Linked DNA regions of Mus musculus: region 2 is linked to region 1. A link is a loop called in an ENCODE intact Hi-C map of the cell type or tissue named here. Cell type or tissue: left cerebral cortex. All regions are shown on one strand.

Region 1 (8,000 bases):
TTCACCAGTGTTCTGGAGACCAGACAGCAAAAATTGGAATAAACTCTAGAATTATGGCCAAATAATATAGTATGTATTTATAAACTGAGTACTGTACTTAAAATTTAATATAGTACCCATTTAGTCTTGGTTTTGTTTTTTAACACTTATTAGGTTTATATCAATTTTTGTTGTAAAACAAGCATCTGATAAACTTCATAAATCCTTTTATTCTTTAATAAATTATCCCTCAATGCTTCAGACCAACAAATATTTGGCTTTTCAAAGTGTAATACATGAAAAAATTCTCCCAAACTTTTCTTACAGTGTGTTTGAGTGGAAGTAGCTTTTGGCTTGAATAGCTACCAAGGTTATTTTGAAATGGTATCTCTTGATTCAGATTCCTGTAAATCTAGTATCTGGCAAACATGCCATTAGCTAAATATTAGCACAAGCAGAAATAATCAACAAGGGAGTTTTTTTTTCCCTCCCTCAGAAATCGTCTACTCATACCAAGAATTTGAAAACTGTGGTATTAAAAAAGGAAAGAAAAGAAAAATACTTATCTTTGGTTTAATGTAAAGGTGAGAGGAATTAATGATCTCAACTAGTACAGTTGACATTTAAAACTCTGACTCAGGTCCTCCTACTCTCAGATGCTGACAACCTTTAAAATCTGCAGCGGAAAGGAAGACATGCTTCATTCTGCCTACAAGTCTCAAGTTTATGAACTCGTTTAAAGAAAGATGCTAAGAAGAGTGGTAGGAGAAATTCACGAACAGTTAGGGGTCATAATGTAAGATTTTCAGGGGTGGGGAAGTGAAGAGATGATTGGGTAGCACGTAGTTGTCTTTAAAAGGAAATAAGAAATGAGAAAATTTTTGGTAAGAAAGAGAAAGCAAGAACAATGGAGTTGGGACCATCTACCTCGTGCCTGCGATCACCAAAGGGCCAGCCTCACTACCACGAAGCTCACACTCACGCTTTCCCTCTGCCACGTCTTTCATTGAGAATAGATGCTACATAAGTAGTTTCCTAGTAGACTCTGGTTTAGCATCATCAAAGGAGACTAGGAATGGAAAGTTCCTTAATGAATGTCAAGCTTTACAAGTGGAGGATGCTGAGAAGAGTTTGGATGCGTTGGGGGCAAGAGACACACTGGATAGGCACAGCAGAACGTGATGAGACTTGAAGATAATGATTGACAAGGGAAGATTGAAGGAGAGAGTGGTATGTTCACACCGAAAAGCCTAAATATTGGTCCATTGTGGGGAGGGTTCCTACTGAGTTTTATCAAAGCTGTCGTCACTTGGTCCTGAACATAAAATGTGGACAATGAGACCAGGTTCGGCTAGCTTGATTCTGACTTCCAGGCTTGCAGTGGGAGAGCTGGGACAGCTGAAGAAAGCTCCTTTGAAAACCGCCTGCAAGTGTTTTTGTTAGAAGATGGGCTGTCTGAGCTCTGAGTGCTCCATGGTGGCCTAACTAAAGAAGAAAGCAAGTAGAGATGCCGAGGGCCAGGTAACCAAGTGTCACCTACTTACAGATTCCGAAGGCTGAGAATGTCATATATGTTTTCGAGTTCTGTCAATAAAAAGTTCCTAGAAATGTGGTTTTACTTTAAAATAAATCTCTTAGGGAAAATCAACAGTGTATTATTGCCAAGATGCCTCCAGGGAAATGCTGAAGACTAATGAAAACAAGCACGGTGAAGAGAGAGAGCAGACCCTGTATGATCAATACTGAGAGCCAATGTTTGAAGATACAGTTGGGACAGGATGGAAGGCATGTTCCTGTCTTTGTGTCTCACCAAAGCAGCCCTTTGGAAATGCAGCTTATTACAGTTGGTCAGATCATGTGGTGGACATGCAGCTCCTTGGTTATACTCTTCTGAAGCAAATACAGATGATGGCAGTCCTATACAGGAAGATCACAGATATGTTCATATGCACTTCCATTGTTCTTCAGATGTTAATAGGGCCAGCTAAACACGATCACGTGCAATATGAACTTCTTGGTATTAGCCACAGAAAAATAACTTTTAAAAAAGTTTAAGCAGTTTCCACTTTACTACGTGTGCTATGTCTGAGCTTTAAAAAAAAAGTTCTAAAATGTTATAAAGACAATACTGAAGCTGATAATATAAAAGGCAAATAGGAGCATTAAATGCACCAGATTAACTGCAGCAGGTGGTGATGGGTGATATATGTGAAGAAATAATATTTCAATCAACTGATGATCATATGGCAGATTCAAAGTTAAAATGAATATAATGTAATATACGTCAATATAGAGCTGTTATATATAATCCGTATGTTCTAGGTTTCAGAAACACTGCAATGTAGTGTATTGTACGTAAGTAAGCATACCTAAATAGTAACCATAGTCTTCCACAAAGTCACTAGTACTGTTAATTAAAACAAGAAAAACAAAAAAAACAAGAAATGAACTTTTTTCCAGTAAAAAGAAATTCCTGTGGCTATGGTCACAGACTTCTTTTGGATACAGAAAGACAATATACATTTTAAAAATAATAAACAAAAAAAATAGTTGCAATGGTAAGTAGCCTTACTGCATGGGGGAAGGAAAAATGTCGCAAAAACACAAGAGGAATGAAAAGTCCTCTGAATTCTGTAAGGCAGAAATAATCTATATATTGGAAGGAAGGAAGAAAGGGACAAGGGAAGGAAGGGACGTGGGAAGGAGGGAAGGAAGAGACTGTTTAGTAAAAGAGAGGCATGCGAATGAGAAAACGAAATCCAACTGTTTCCAGGTCACCAAGCCATCAAGAGTTACCTATGAAAGCTAAGTCCAGTCATTCAGTATATTACGCTAGAGTAGCATTCTACTTTAATGTCTGACATGGGCAAGAGCCACTGATTCTTATAGACTGCCCGCAAGATACTCCCTGATATTCTATTGGTTTGCTAGACATGGTAAGCCACCCATTCCTAGAAAGACTTGGGTGAAGGCCACACTGGTTTCAGGAGACACAGCTTGTGAATGGTAGTGATGTTCCAGAGGTGCAGGCAGCATCAGGGAACTTCAGTTTGGGAGTAGGACTCCCACGTGGTTCCTGTGTGTGAGTGTGCGCACTGGCTGGGAGCTGGGTCTCCATGCCTGGGGCTAGACTTATCTATGATCTGTAGACCTTGTCCCTTCTCTAAAGCCTCGAAGGTTCCAGAGAGGACAGGAATAGTCTTTGAGCTCCGACTTAATCCTGGGATGTTTGTGTGTCACCTGCCTGGCTAGGTCCTCTCTGGGAGTCCTGTGAGGTTGCCTGGATGGCTCCCTCTGGTCTGCTTCTGGTTGAGTGTGTGTACTCCACCCTCTTCTGGAGAAAAACAGCCTGTCCCTGTGGGTTTGCTGTGGAGCCAACAAGCTGCCTTTGTTTCTCCCAACTCTGAAATGCTACAAAAAGCAACAGAGTGGGCAGGTGACTGCTTCCTGGGAAGAAAGCCATGAGTCTGAGCACACTGGTAGAAGAGGCAACTGTATCTACGCACCAGGAACCGTGTGTGCTTCATTTGAGAGATACACACACACTCAGACAACATAAATATACATAAACATACAAAGATGCAGGTCATGTGTGCGCGCACACACACACACACACACACACACACACACATTCACCAGTAAATCCACAGAAGTGTAGCATTTGTTCAAGTTTTTCCTCACGGGGCTATACACAAACTACTGATGGTTGGGCTACTTCTGAATGCTGTAAAGCCTCCTCACAGACAGCGACGAAGCAGAGAGCAGGGCTATGCATGGTGTCAGGCCTTTGACTCGAGCTGGAAATTCTCAAGTGTCTGCTGCTGTCACTGGAGAATATGAATGAAGTTTTGTGGTACAAGCACCTCACACCATGTGTGCACACGGATAAGGTACACTCACAGACAGACATTCTGGACAGCAGCTGTGACAAACTGGATGGGTTAAGCCACTTTTGTTATTAGCATCTGTGTGCAAATGACAGTTATGCTTTGGGCTATAACAACTGTCGCAACAGCAGTAGAAGCAGATGTCTTCTGTGGGGTTCTTTTTCTCTGTGCCTTAGGACTATCAGGATCATGTAAGCACTCTGAATCAAGAAACTTCTCAGTCTGAAAGAGATCCAAGGAGAGACTTGGACTGTTTTCAGGCACTGCTGAAGCTAGGATTTCATGACTAGGGCTAGAGTTTGTCTATGATCTGCAGATTATGTGTCTCAATTAAAGATGTAAAAGTTTTGATTTTGTATTTAAACAAAAGTTCACAAGACAAACCCAATGCACCTCAAAACCGAGGTGGGACAGAGAGCAGTCTGTATTGATACGATCTCTGTAGAGAGAGAAAGCTGTATTTTGAGATTTGGGCTCCCTGTTAAGGAGACATTTAAGAGCCATCCAGGCACCTGTGCTTATGTTTAACAGGACTTGCTACTTAGCAACACGGTTATTTTACAGTCAGCCTCGACCTACCAAAGAAAGGAGCAGACAGGAAATAGCTGCTTCCTGAAAGCAGCTGGTTCCCCTACAAGTTTGGTGCCTCCCAGGAAGTCACTGATTCCATAGTCCTCAGTCATGAATAGAGCTTATTTTTGTGATTATGAATCCATTACAAACCAAGAAATGTCCCTATCTATCTTCACAGTCTTTCATTTTCTGTGTGTGTGTGTTGTCTGCTTTCCTCCAGGGTTTCTAACTTAAGGCAATAATCCTACAACCCAATGGATTTTTTTGTGAAAGTTTCTTAGCTGGGGTTATGCCAGTAGTCAGTGGAGCATAGTTGGGCCCTAAAGAAACTCTGGGGAAAGGGCAGCTATCAGTAAGTCATAAATTAAGACTCTTGCTCCAGTCCTGGGCCTTTTCTAGTCTTCCTTTCATGAGGAGGAGACATACAGTTTTGAAAAAAATCGTATGCCCTGCAAGCCTCCATTTTGCTTGTTCACCTTAGAGAGAATGGAGCCTAGCTCTACAGCCCCAAGGGCACTCTGAGCACTGGATAATGCACATCTCTTCCTGCTGTGGATTCAGTGTTCAAGCAGAGAAGCATCTTGAGAAACTTAAAGTACCCCGTGGGCTAGTTTGCTTGGGTTGATCATCTTGCTACTCAGGGCTAGAAACGATGATGCTTCGGGTTAGTAATTGTGCAGTTTTACAGAAACGCAGTCAGCTCAGGTGGATGTTTAAGGTGCACTGGAAATGATAACTCCGCACACAAAGCCCTTGGGAATATTTAAGTATTTTCACGAGCTCCTGGGGCATCCTGAGCACTAGAGCAGAGGTGGGTTTTGAAAGTTTGCCCCATGCCACTACCTATTTCCAGGGCACTTAAGAGAACAGTCCCTTTTCCTTATGAAAACACAGAATGAAAGTTGCCAGGGTCCCAGTTGGGAAGTTATGTCCAGCCCTAGAAAGCCAGCAGCTGGGTCAGCTCAAGACTGGGAGTCTGGAGCTGGGGGGCCCTTGGGTAGCTTTGCTTTTTTAAAAAAAAATCTATCCAATAGGGAGTCTATTGAAATTCTAGTGTCCCCTTTCTTTTGTTTGTCACCAACTCACATGGTTCCGTCTTTAGTGTCCTATTTTTCTTTTCTGTCTTTTTTTTTTTTTTTTAATTCTTTCTCCCCTCCTGGGGGACAAAATTGGCCATTTAAACAAAGTTCTTTTCTAGTGAGTAAAGAGGTTTCTCTGAGCCAGAAATCACTCAAAAGAAAGTCTGCGGACCCTACCCATGGAAAAGACTGGAGGTTTCCCTAAGTACCTCTTGCCAAACTTCCTAGCTTTGTGATTGGATGTTTTCTGGTTTGGTATTGTTGGGTACTGAATACATTTTGCAATTCTTTTGTTCTCTTCCCTAGAGCTTCCATTACCCTGGACTTCAACTCATTACTAAATTAAAGAATTCTTTTTAGAGGGTTTTCTTTTAAGAGTCAAGTCACAGCAGAAAGGGCACCTACCCTGTGTTCTCTTTCCTCCCAGGGCATCTCCTGTCTGCTCCTGGGCTACACCTTTTTGTTCCCTTAGCTGCAGCTGCACACTGGTCAGGGCAGCATCGGCCTGACGTGATGTTAGCACCACACACCTCACATGGCTAGCCCTAACTAATCAAACCAACTCCCACTGCAACTTCAGGGGAAGGCTCAGCAAGGGCATTGTCTGCTATGCATCCTTGCCAGGGCGACTTCCCTGCCATCATTCCTCAGGACAACAGTGTTGGGCGTATCTTGGAGGACTGCAACAGGGAACTTTCCTGTATTTTCCCGGGGACCTGAGGGCTTTGATGAGGCACACATTTCTGGTTTAACTTCTACTGCTGAAAGAAAACAGTGCTTTGGGGCATAAGCAGGCCGTATGATGGTAGTAGATGGTGTGTGAGATGGAAGCACACATAGATCCTGACAGGGAGAGTGATATGAAACAGGCACGCCCAGAGAAAACTCTTGCTCTCCCGTCTCAGACACACAGCCTCTCCCTGCTCATGGATTGAAAAGAGTTTTCTTGGTCCTTACATGATATTATGATATATAATAAAGTGTCTCTTACTTACAGAGAAAGAAGGCAAGCCCAAGTCTTTCTAAAGCCAACAGTGACTGTGGCCTCCTAGATAGGGGAGAGGGGATGGGAGCTTCTGGGGCATGAGCCAGGATTACCTGCCACCCTCCCTCCTGAGGGCGAAAGACCTGCGATGGGAGAGGCTGCAGGAGGGTAAGTTCACACCGTGAAAAACTTCTATAAAGATTTTCCTTTAGGATTACTAGGTGTGAGTGTGGGGGTGGGGCTTGGTTGTTTTTGTTTTTTACTGTAGAGCTGAATCATATCCTCCAGTTCTAATTATTGTCTTTTGGGGGATATGTTTTACACAATTAGGGGCTCTTTTTTTGTACAAATGCTGGTACTATTTTGTTTTTGTATTTAACAAATTTCTTGTTTAAATTGTAGATTGATTAAAAAAATATATACTAGTATTCTTTTGAATGCCAGCTCTTGTTCCCTAAACTTCTCAAGAGGTCTTCTGCCTGGAACATCTGCTTCCATCGTGTGTGAGCGTGTGCACATGTGTGCATGCACACTTGCGCAAGTGTTCCTGAATACTAAAATGACCTTTTTTGTTTGTTTGTTTTCTAGTTTTAAAAGAACTGATAGCATCCCATCATAAAAACGGCAGGACAGAAAACAAAACAAACAAACAAAAAAAAAAGCGGCACTCTTTCTCATCTTCTCTTATTTGTGATTGTTAAATATCGAGTGTGCATGGGCAATCCTGGAAGCATCTGTAACCTTTTGAAGTAGGTGCAGACTGGCTTATCTTCTACAATGCAGTGCAGTTGGAAAACAGCCCTCGAGAGGCCAGGTATACAGCACCAGCACTATAGAAGCGACTTTCCTTTAGAGTTCTGATGCCAACGGAGTGTCCTTCAGTTCTAGAAAGCAGTATTTTAGGTTGGGAGATGTTTGGGGTAAAACAGCAGGACTGAGCCTGTACAGTAGGACTGAGCCTGTACAGTAGGTAGGACCTGACCAAGAATTCCTCAGGGATCTCCTCACACGTTTTAAAAGAAGATATTCCCTTTATAGGAAAAGAATGTGTCTCAGAGTTTCAAGTCATCTGGTGTCCTTTTCTTTTCTTTTCTTTTCTTTTCTTTTCTTTTCTTTTCTTTTCTTTTCTTTCCCATGCTCTACAACAAATGTTGGATCTTTAACCCAGTTGCTTAGCTTTTTGACAATGGCACATTAGCATGAAGACAAACGGGATTCTTTCAGGTGTAGTGAGCAGATGGGAATGGGACCGAATGGCACGCAAGGTTAAGTGTTCCCAGGATCAGTCTGAGTGCTGGCTACTTTACTGAGCTCTGACTGGAAACACATCTTTCAATGTGCTCCCGTCAACAGTGAGGATGCCTGACGCTGGGCCTCTGCTTTCTTTCCCTTGCTTTATATGGTGAGTGATTTCATGTCTTTTTTCCCTCCAGATTAAGAAAAGAATATCACAGCATCAGTTTTTTTTTTTTTTCCTCCTTGATGGGTTGAACAACT
Region 2 (8,000 bases), 73 kb before region 1:
ATCCTCCGCCCCCAGGGCCTGCCAGTCTCTGGCCAGTTGTGGCTGTTTTGCACCTGCTGCTATTTTATCAGCGCTCTCTATTCCGAAGCTTGCCAGACGATCAGACACAGGAGCTGGGTTCTGCCCACAGTGGAAATTGGTTTCTCAGAATTTACTGTTTGGCTCCCGAAGCTGTGGTTGCTGAAAATGACTCATGGTCCGTTTATTATTCTTTTTCAAATAAATCACAGGCTGGGCAACCCGACATAGCTGACAGTCACAGTGGCCAATTCAGATCTCAGCAGGTCTGGGCCCTTTGACTTGACTGTTTAATGCAGCAGAAGAGGCCCCAAGTACCTGACAGCGGTTACCTGGTGGCCGGATAAGGACAACACACTGAAAAATAACCAATCATAACAAGGTTCCACATCTGGCAGCCGCCCTCCTCCCTCTTGCTTGGTGAGGCCCTACCACGCCAGTTTGCCTGTGGAGCTCACATGCAGCCCAGAGAATTCAGGTGCTGACAGGCTTGTGCTGACACCACTCATGTCACAGTCTGGCAGCAGTGATTACAGCCTGCAGAGCCTCCTACCAATTTCCCTTCCCTCCCCCTGCCCTCTGCCCTGGTCCTCCAAGCTCTCAGGGAAGGCGTGCTTACATCTGATGCTAGTACCTGACAGCTGAGATATATGTGGGCCTCTCTCCAGGCCAGCGTATGCTGTCCTCTGTGCATTGCTTTTGTGTTACTTTTCTGAATGGTTTATCCCAAGGCGATTTGAGCAGGCCAGTTCCATTACAAAATGCTCTAAAATGTCTTCCTTGAGCCCTTCATAAAAATTATTTTCATAATGGTCCTTTCTAACGCTTTGTTCATACTTATTACACCGCCTTTAAAACCACTTTATCTTATCTATACTTACTTAGTCCCTTCATTGAGATCGTGTGTGTGTGTGTGTGTGTGTGTGTGTGTGTGTGTATTGATCAGAGAGTCCTCCAACTTTGGTGAGCATAAGAATTTAATAGCAGCAGCTGTAGCCTGTCAGGCACTTGCTGGGAAGGCCATGGCTGGGAAGACTGTGGGGTTCAAGCGGACTGGGTCCTAGCCCCCTCACATTGTTGAGACCTTGGATTCGGGAGCTGTACCTCAGAGACCAGGAATCTGTGTGTTTTATTAACTATGGCCCAAATGACTTTGATCTGTGTAGCCGGAGGTGCAGTCTTCTTAACTGTGTAGTAGATCTACGGCTTGTCTGAATGCGGTGAATGGTTTCAACTTCACTGAAGTATAAATCTGAATCCAAGAGCTTTGAGCTTGGCCTGTGGGGGCCCATCAGCTACCTAGTGAGTGTCGCTAACTATCCATTGCAGGGCCTCAGCTCAGCTCAACAGAGCTCCTGGCATTTTGTCTCTGTTTTTCTTTTACTGAAAATAATTTTCTTCCATACGGTAAATTCCGATTACAGTTTCCCCTCCCTTAGCTCCTCCCAGCTCCTAACTCCTCCCCACTTCCCCTCCCATTGGAATCCACACCCTTTCTGTTAGAAAAGAGGCATCTAGTGAATAATGACAAAATACGATAAAACAAAACCAATGGCGTTTCAAATCAGTGACTCCATCTCCAAATAAGAGGCCCAGGAACCTCTAAACTGGCGCATTGGGGACTTGGATTCTGGCGGATGTCAAAGGATGAGTCACCAAATAAGTTACAGCTAACATAAAAGCGGTGGGGACACCAGGAGGAGCCGCTGTACTTCAGCTCATTTTGCAGAGGAGCTGTGGGAAATGTGTGGGCTTCTAGCCAGAGGGCCTGAGCAGGACTCCCGATGTTCTTAGCTACTTGCTACCTGGCAAAGCAAACAGCTTAGGTTTCTGAGTTGTGTGTTTCCTCTGCTCCTCACTAAGGCCGCAGCCCTGTTGAAGACACAGGGCTGCCGTGAGACTCGGGTGACTTAAATACATGAAAACGCTCTTCCAACTGTGGCGTTCTGAGCAGCCATTGCCTTTTCACTGTGTAGAAACATGTCTGAGGTGTTGTAATGACAGAGTGTACTATCGGGCAATGGTGTGTGTGTGTGTGTGTGTGTGTGTGTGTGTGTGTGTGTGTGTGAAGGGGTGGGGGTCGCGGTTGGGATAATTCGTTTAGAGCTAGCAGCTGAAATGGAAGGCCAGAAGCAAACTGGCACACAGGTGTCCGAGTTTGCTGTTCTGACAGCGTGTGCTACACACTTACTCGTTTGCTATGAGCAGCAAGTTGGATGTAACTGGAGATCTGGGAACGCCAATCTTCAAGAGAAGACACAGTCAAGCATGAATTTGATATGGTCAAATAATTTCATTTAGGATTTCAGAACTCTCATTATAATTAGACCTTAGTCAACACCATTGAGATATGTTCAATTTTAAGCCCCAGAAAAAAATAATTGTCACTAGAGAAAGGGCTTTGAGAGCATATGCAACGATTTATTCCCCTTTAGAGAATTTTAACAGTATCTATAGAAAGTATGAGGCTGTGTAGATTTTTTTTTTTTTTTTTTTTTGCTTTGTTTGGTTTTCGAGACAGTGTAGCCCCAGCTGTCCTGGAACTCACTCTTTAGACCAGGCTGGCCTTGAATTCAGAGATCCACCTGCCTCTACTTCCCGAGTGCTGGGATTAAAGGTGTGCGCCACCACGCCCAGCCAAATGATGCAGTTTTTATGTGATGAATTCCTTGTTGCTGCAGTAGACCTTGGGCAGTCCTTGCTCCTCCTGTAGCAGAGCTCTGTTTATTGGCTGGAGATTTAGTCAGAGGAGCTCTGGAATTTAGCAGGAGACATGTTTATGTCTCATGGTCAAATACTTATTCAGAATTCTAGAATTCTCGAGCACCTCCTGTATGTCCAGCATAGCGTGGGGTATTAGAGAATCTGATATGCCCCAGCTTGTAACTCATTCACGTCAGAGGCAGAGGGGGAAATCCCATCTTTGTTATTCAGTAGAATGAGGTAAAACCAGAGGTCAACAGACCTGGTATAAGGATCACTGTGCTTTTGTGACTTTATTCCCTTAACCAAATCTACTGAACCCTTTCCTGTATCAGGCACACGCTCTCCAGAGCTTACGTGATGGTGGCAGCCTACAAAGATAGTGAGACTCCACCAGCCATGGTGGCATGGGACTGTAATCCCAGCCCTAACAAGGCAGGAGGAGCACAGGTTTGAGGTCGGCCCATCTCAAGAAACAACAACAAACAAAACAAAACAAAACAAAACAACAAAACTGGAAGAGATGATGAAGTCCCCTAGGCAGAGGTCAGTAAAGACAGGCCAGGCAGAGAACACAGGGTACATACCAACCCGACAGCTCAAACCCACAAACCACAGGCTAGCAGGAGAGACAGCCTTGGGGGCGGGACAAGGTGTGGGGGCGGGACCAGAAGGTTCCTGTGGGCTCCACCATAGACTTCTGCCTTTCCGTCAAGTGGAAGAGGGCGGGGCTGGAAAGGATTTGTGGCAAGCAGTAGATATAAAGAGATGAGTGCTTTTTAAAATTGTGGCGTTTTAAAATAGCCAATGCTCTGTTTGCATCTTCCTCGAAGGATCCGTAGGTTGAGGTGTGGGGGTGGGAATACAAAATAGTGGATTTAGGGAGGTAGGTTAGGGACTGTGCAGTAGCAGTGGAGGTGAGAAAAATGATTTTAAAAATCAGACACAAGGTGGTGGTGGTGGTAAATAAAGAGTTGGGCAGAGCTAAGACTCTGAAGGAGCAGATGTGTGGGAAGGAAGCTGTCTTGTTTCTCCCTACGTTCTTGTCACTTCCAGTTCTATACTTTTAGATCTCTCTCTCTCTCTCTCTCTCTCTCTCTCTCTCTCATATTTATCTTTCCAACTTACATTCCAGTGGGGGAAGTGATTGGATTTTTTAAAAGATTTATTTAGTTTATGTATGTGAGTACACTGTAACTGTCTTCAGACACACCAGAAGAGGGCATCAGTTCCCTTACTGATGGTAGTGAGCCCCCATGTGGTTGCTGGGAATTGAACCCAGGACCTCTGGAAGAGCAGTGAATGCTCTTAACCGCTAGGCCATCTCTCCAGTCCCCTGGACTTTTTTTTTTTTTTTTTAAGCAAAATTTGTAGCACAGTGTGGCTGTGTTGACATACTACCCGTGGCAAACATTGAAAGAGTTTGAGCACAGGGTTTGAAACAACTCAGTCAAGTTGTCTCACCTCTCAATCCACAGAATTGCCACCTAGAAAACTGGGATACAATGGCATCTGGCTTGTTAGGCTTCCTTTAGAGTTCAGTGAGGTAGTAAATACAAAACCATTGACACAGAGCTTGGTTTAGTGAAAACGCTCAATGCTGTCACTTGTCACAGATTCTAGTTGGAAAGCCGTATCAATTACGTGTCTCGTCACTGTAACAACATACACGACAACAGCAACTCGAAGAAAGATGGGCTTGGATTTTAATATTTATTTTATTTCTGGTTATGTGTGACTGTGTGGTAAATGCCACACATGCTGTGGGTACCGAAAGAAGCCAGAAGAGTGAGTCAGGTAGACCTGAAGCTGAGTCACTGGCAATGTGGATGACTTGCTGTGGGCTCTGGGAAGTGACCTCAGGCCCTCAGTCACTGAGGTGTCATCTCTCTAGCCCTAACATGGATATTTCTCATTTGGGAGTATTTCTCAGAGAGGATGAAAGCAAGAAGCTAATAACTACAGTTGAATATGCCTATAAGCTCCCAGAATGTCCATATAGGCCATGTGTTGTTTCTATAGATAAGTGGAGGCTAAGACAACAAATGCTTTCCCAGGGAGATAAGGTTCAAGTTATGCCCCGTCCTTTATGGCTTTATAGAGTCTTAGCAATCCGGATTAGAGGTTTTCAAATGGCAATCTACAGGCTAATGGGACTCAAAATTGTCACCAGTCTCAACAAAATGTGGACTAAAGTAAATTTAAAATATCTCCCCAGCTTTCCATTATGAAACGATTATTGTGCCAGGCATAACAATCCTAGTTGTGCACATCTTTAATCCCAGCAGTAGGGAAGCAGCCCTTAGAGTTGGAGGCCAGCCTAGTCTACCAAGTTTCAGGACAGCCATGGCTACACAGCGAAATCCTGTCTTAAACAAACACACACACACACACACACACACACACACACACACACACACACACAAAAGACACAGAATAAACCACCACCAAGAAAAAACTGCACAGTTTTATTATCAAGAAATTCTTAAGGCCAAAAATGAAGAGAAAGGTTTATTCGGGAGAAGGGAGGAGGAAGGAGGTAGCCATGAGTTCTGAGCAAGGTGAGGAATGGCTGAGCTGCCTAAAGTAGGTACATCTGTTTGGTAGAAAAAGGAGACAGAGAAAGGTTCCCCCAGAAGGGATCCCAGTGTCCCTTTTACCCTGGAGATTCGGCGAAAGCTAAATTTCTCCTGAGAACTTTATAACAGGGAGTTGCTCTCATTGGAATTAAGGCTAGCGTTCCCACAACTAATATAAGCTGAGAAATCCCAAGATGGGTACTGAAGTTATTCTGGGTTGGGTAGTGCCTCTAGGTGCCTGGTTAAAGCAGGCACCAATTTTCCCCGAAGGCAGGGGCATTGATCCCAGGTCTCAAGGAATTTCTGGAACCTCATTCCAATGAGCAGCACACAATGAAAGTCACAGAGTAAGTGAGGGAGAATCAAGAACCACAATCAGAACTGTAAAGAGCTCAGTGGGAGCTGGAGAGAGTACTGACTGCTCTTCCAGGCGACCCACAGTCGAATCCCAGCACCCACGTGGTAGCTAACAACTGTCTGTACCTCCAGTTCCAAGGGATCTGACATACTCTTTTGGTCTTTGCAGGCACCAGGCACAGCCACGGTGCACAGACATGCAGACAGGCAAAACCACTCATACATCAGATATTAGAAACTTGAGCATAGCTACGGGATGGAGGAGCCAGCCCAGCACTTGGGAGTGCTCAGTGCTCTTCCACCACTGGACCTGCCCCACGTGTCTCATTATCATGAAGTCTTCCTCTGATAGATCCCACATGTTTCATGAGAGCATCAGTCACTTCTCAGTGTTTCCTTAAAATGGTAGCGGGAGAAGAGGTTTGGTCAGTTCAGGTCATAGGAAGCAGTAACTTTGCACTGTCTGTCATATGTATGGGTGGTGAGTTCTACCTTGAAATAGTCCATGGATGTTCTTCTACTCCAGTGTCACTGTGACAAGCCTAGACGATGTCCCTAACCCTAACCCTTCCCTCTAACCTGGATCTCCTGAGTGATAACTTTTTTGAATGACTGTCATGAATTCCTAAGACAACCAGCCACGCCCATCACCCACTGCCACTTTCAGAATTATTGTAAAATCATTGTCCCTATTTCCTAGGATGGCTACCTACCTTTTTAACATCACAGGCAGATGTTAACCACAGGAAATGCCAACGTTTTTGTAGTCTTCTTTCCCAGGGTAGTGAAACCTGCTTAGTCAACACTTACACAGCCCGGGTACAGTGATCAATGACTCTTCCGAGAACAAGGTCCTCCAACGGAGCTGTGTTCTCGTTACCGACCCAGCTGATATCTCATTTCTTCTCACAGTTCACTTTCCAGAGCTGATCCCCAACAGCCAGAGTGCACATGTCTCATCACACGCCTGCCAACTTCTTTTGCTAAATGAGAAAACAACATGTACAAGAAAATACATCTTCTTCAGTGTAACTCACTTGGGTATACTATGACTCTTATTCAAATATATTTACTGGTGTTTTATATATGACTCTTATCCAAATATATTTACTGGTGTTTTATATGTGACTCTTATCCAAATATATTTACAGGTGTTCTATATATTTCTTTATGAAAAGCCTCCTTCCTTTATTTATAATTAGGGAAAATATTTCTGACAGTATGTGATTTCCCATGAAATGGCATTGATAAGTACTCCTCATTTGTGAGAGAGAACACAGGCAAATGTAAAAGATATAATCTGTTTATATAAAACTTAAGTCTGATGGCTTAAGATGAATATTATGTTGGGGGGAAAAATATATGTTTTTGGAATGCTAGCATATGCCATAAAGTCAGGAAGCAGAGCTGTTATTACGAGGTCACATTCATGCAGAGGAAGACATCTACAAATGCTTGGTAGCCAGCAACTGTGTGTGCCTGAGTACAGATTCATCAACATTAACCAGAGGAACTCACAGTATTTCCCTAGTGATCAGAAAGATAGAGATTTGACATGTAAACTGTTCCTAACCACCAGCAAAGGTCATCTATAAGTAAGAATTCAAAAGGAAACGAATCGTCTACGTTGAGCTCTCATTGTTTTTAAGCGTGAGTTGCTCTTTATATGTGTCGGCTCATCATTTTAAAGCTATCCCATTTATTAACTGTGACCAAGGAGCTCTGGAGCTTTGGTTTTAGTTAATTCTTTAGGGCATAGAAAGACAAAAGTTGAAGAAAACCCTTCAAAATTCATGCTTTATGATAGATAGAGAAACCATTTTTATTCTAAGCCATAGCTTTATGAAAATATTTAAAACTTTTATTACAGAAGTAATACATATATGGTACATATTTCAACAACAAGCAATGTGAACTGTATAGAGTATGTATAGACGTTCCCTAGACTCTGGTCCTTTCCACCCTCCATGGATAGCCTGTGGACTTGCTTTCAAATGTGGGAAATCCTCTCAAACAAACAAATCCCTTATTCTTATTTTACCTAACACTATGTCTGGGAGATATTTTAATAGCTGTGTATATAGAATCAGTGTATTGTACAGTATTTCATAGAATAGTATTTCATATTCATGAAACATACTTTTACTGATGAACACTTAAGCAATTTTCAGCACATATGTAAGCACAAACATGACCATTTTCTTTTACACACAGCTCTGCATGCCTCTGAGAATATTTCTCTAGGATAGATTTCTAAAAATTTAATTAACTTGTCAAATGATGTATATATTTTACATTTTCACATATTGTATTTATATAAAAATTATTTCCCTAAGTGTTTAG

What was found. Peaks named below come from ENCODE experiments on the same cell type or tissue, not always from the same donor. Only the 100,000 strongest peaks of a DNase experiment are listed, where the experiment ranks them.
Region 2: a loop joins it to region 1, with 2.4 times the contacts of the local background. A loop is called at or near these places in 3 of 42 quality-filtered maps.

What each region holds. Positions count from the first base shown.
Region 1 is chr16:43,621,536-43,629,535 of GRCm38, reverse strand. It overlaps a transcript of Zbtb20 not described here and a transcript of Tigit not described here. Among named protein-coding and RNA genes, the nearest start is that of Mir568, 15 kb to the left of the region's middle. In left cerebral cortex, a CTCF peak has its summit at 3,303 (motif pointing left); DNase peaks (open chromatin) are centred at 3,383, 4,030 and 5,793.
Region 2 is chr16:43,694,468-43,702,467 of GRCm38, reverse strand. No RefSeq gene overlaps it. Among named protein-coding and RNA genes, the nearest start is that of Tigit, 34 kb to the right of the region's middle. In left cerebral cortex, no CTCF peak of the experiment used is centred here; DNase peaks (open chromatin) are centred at 194, 1,732 and 3,558.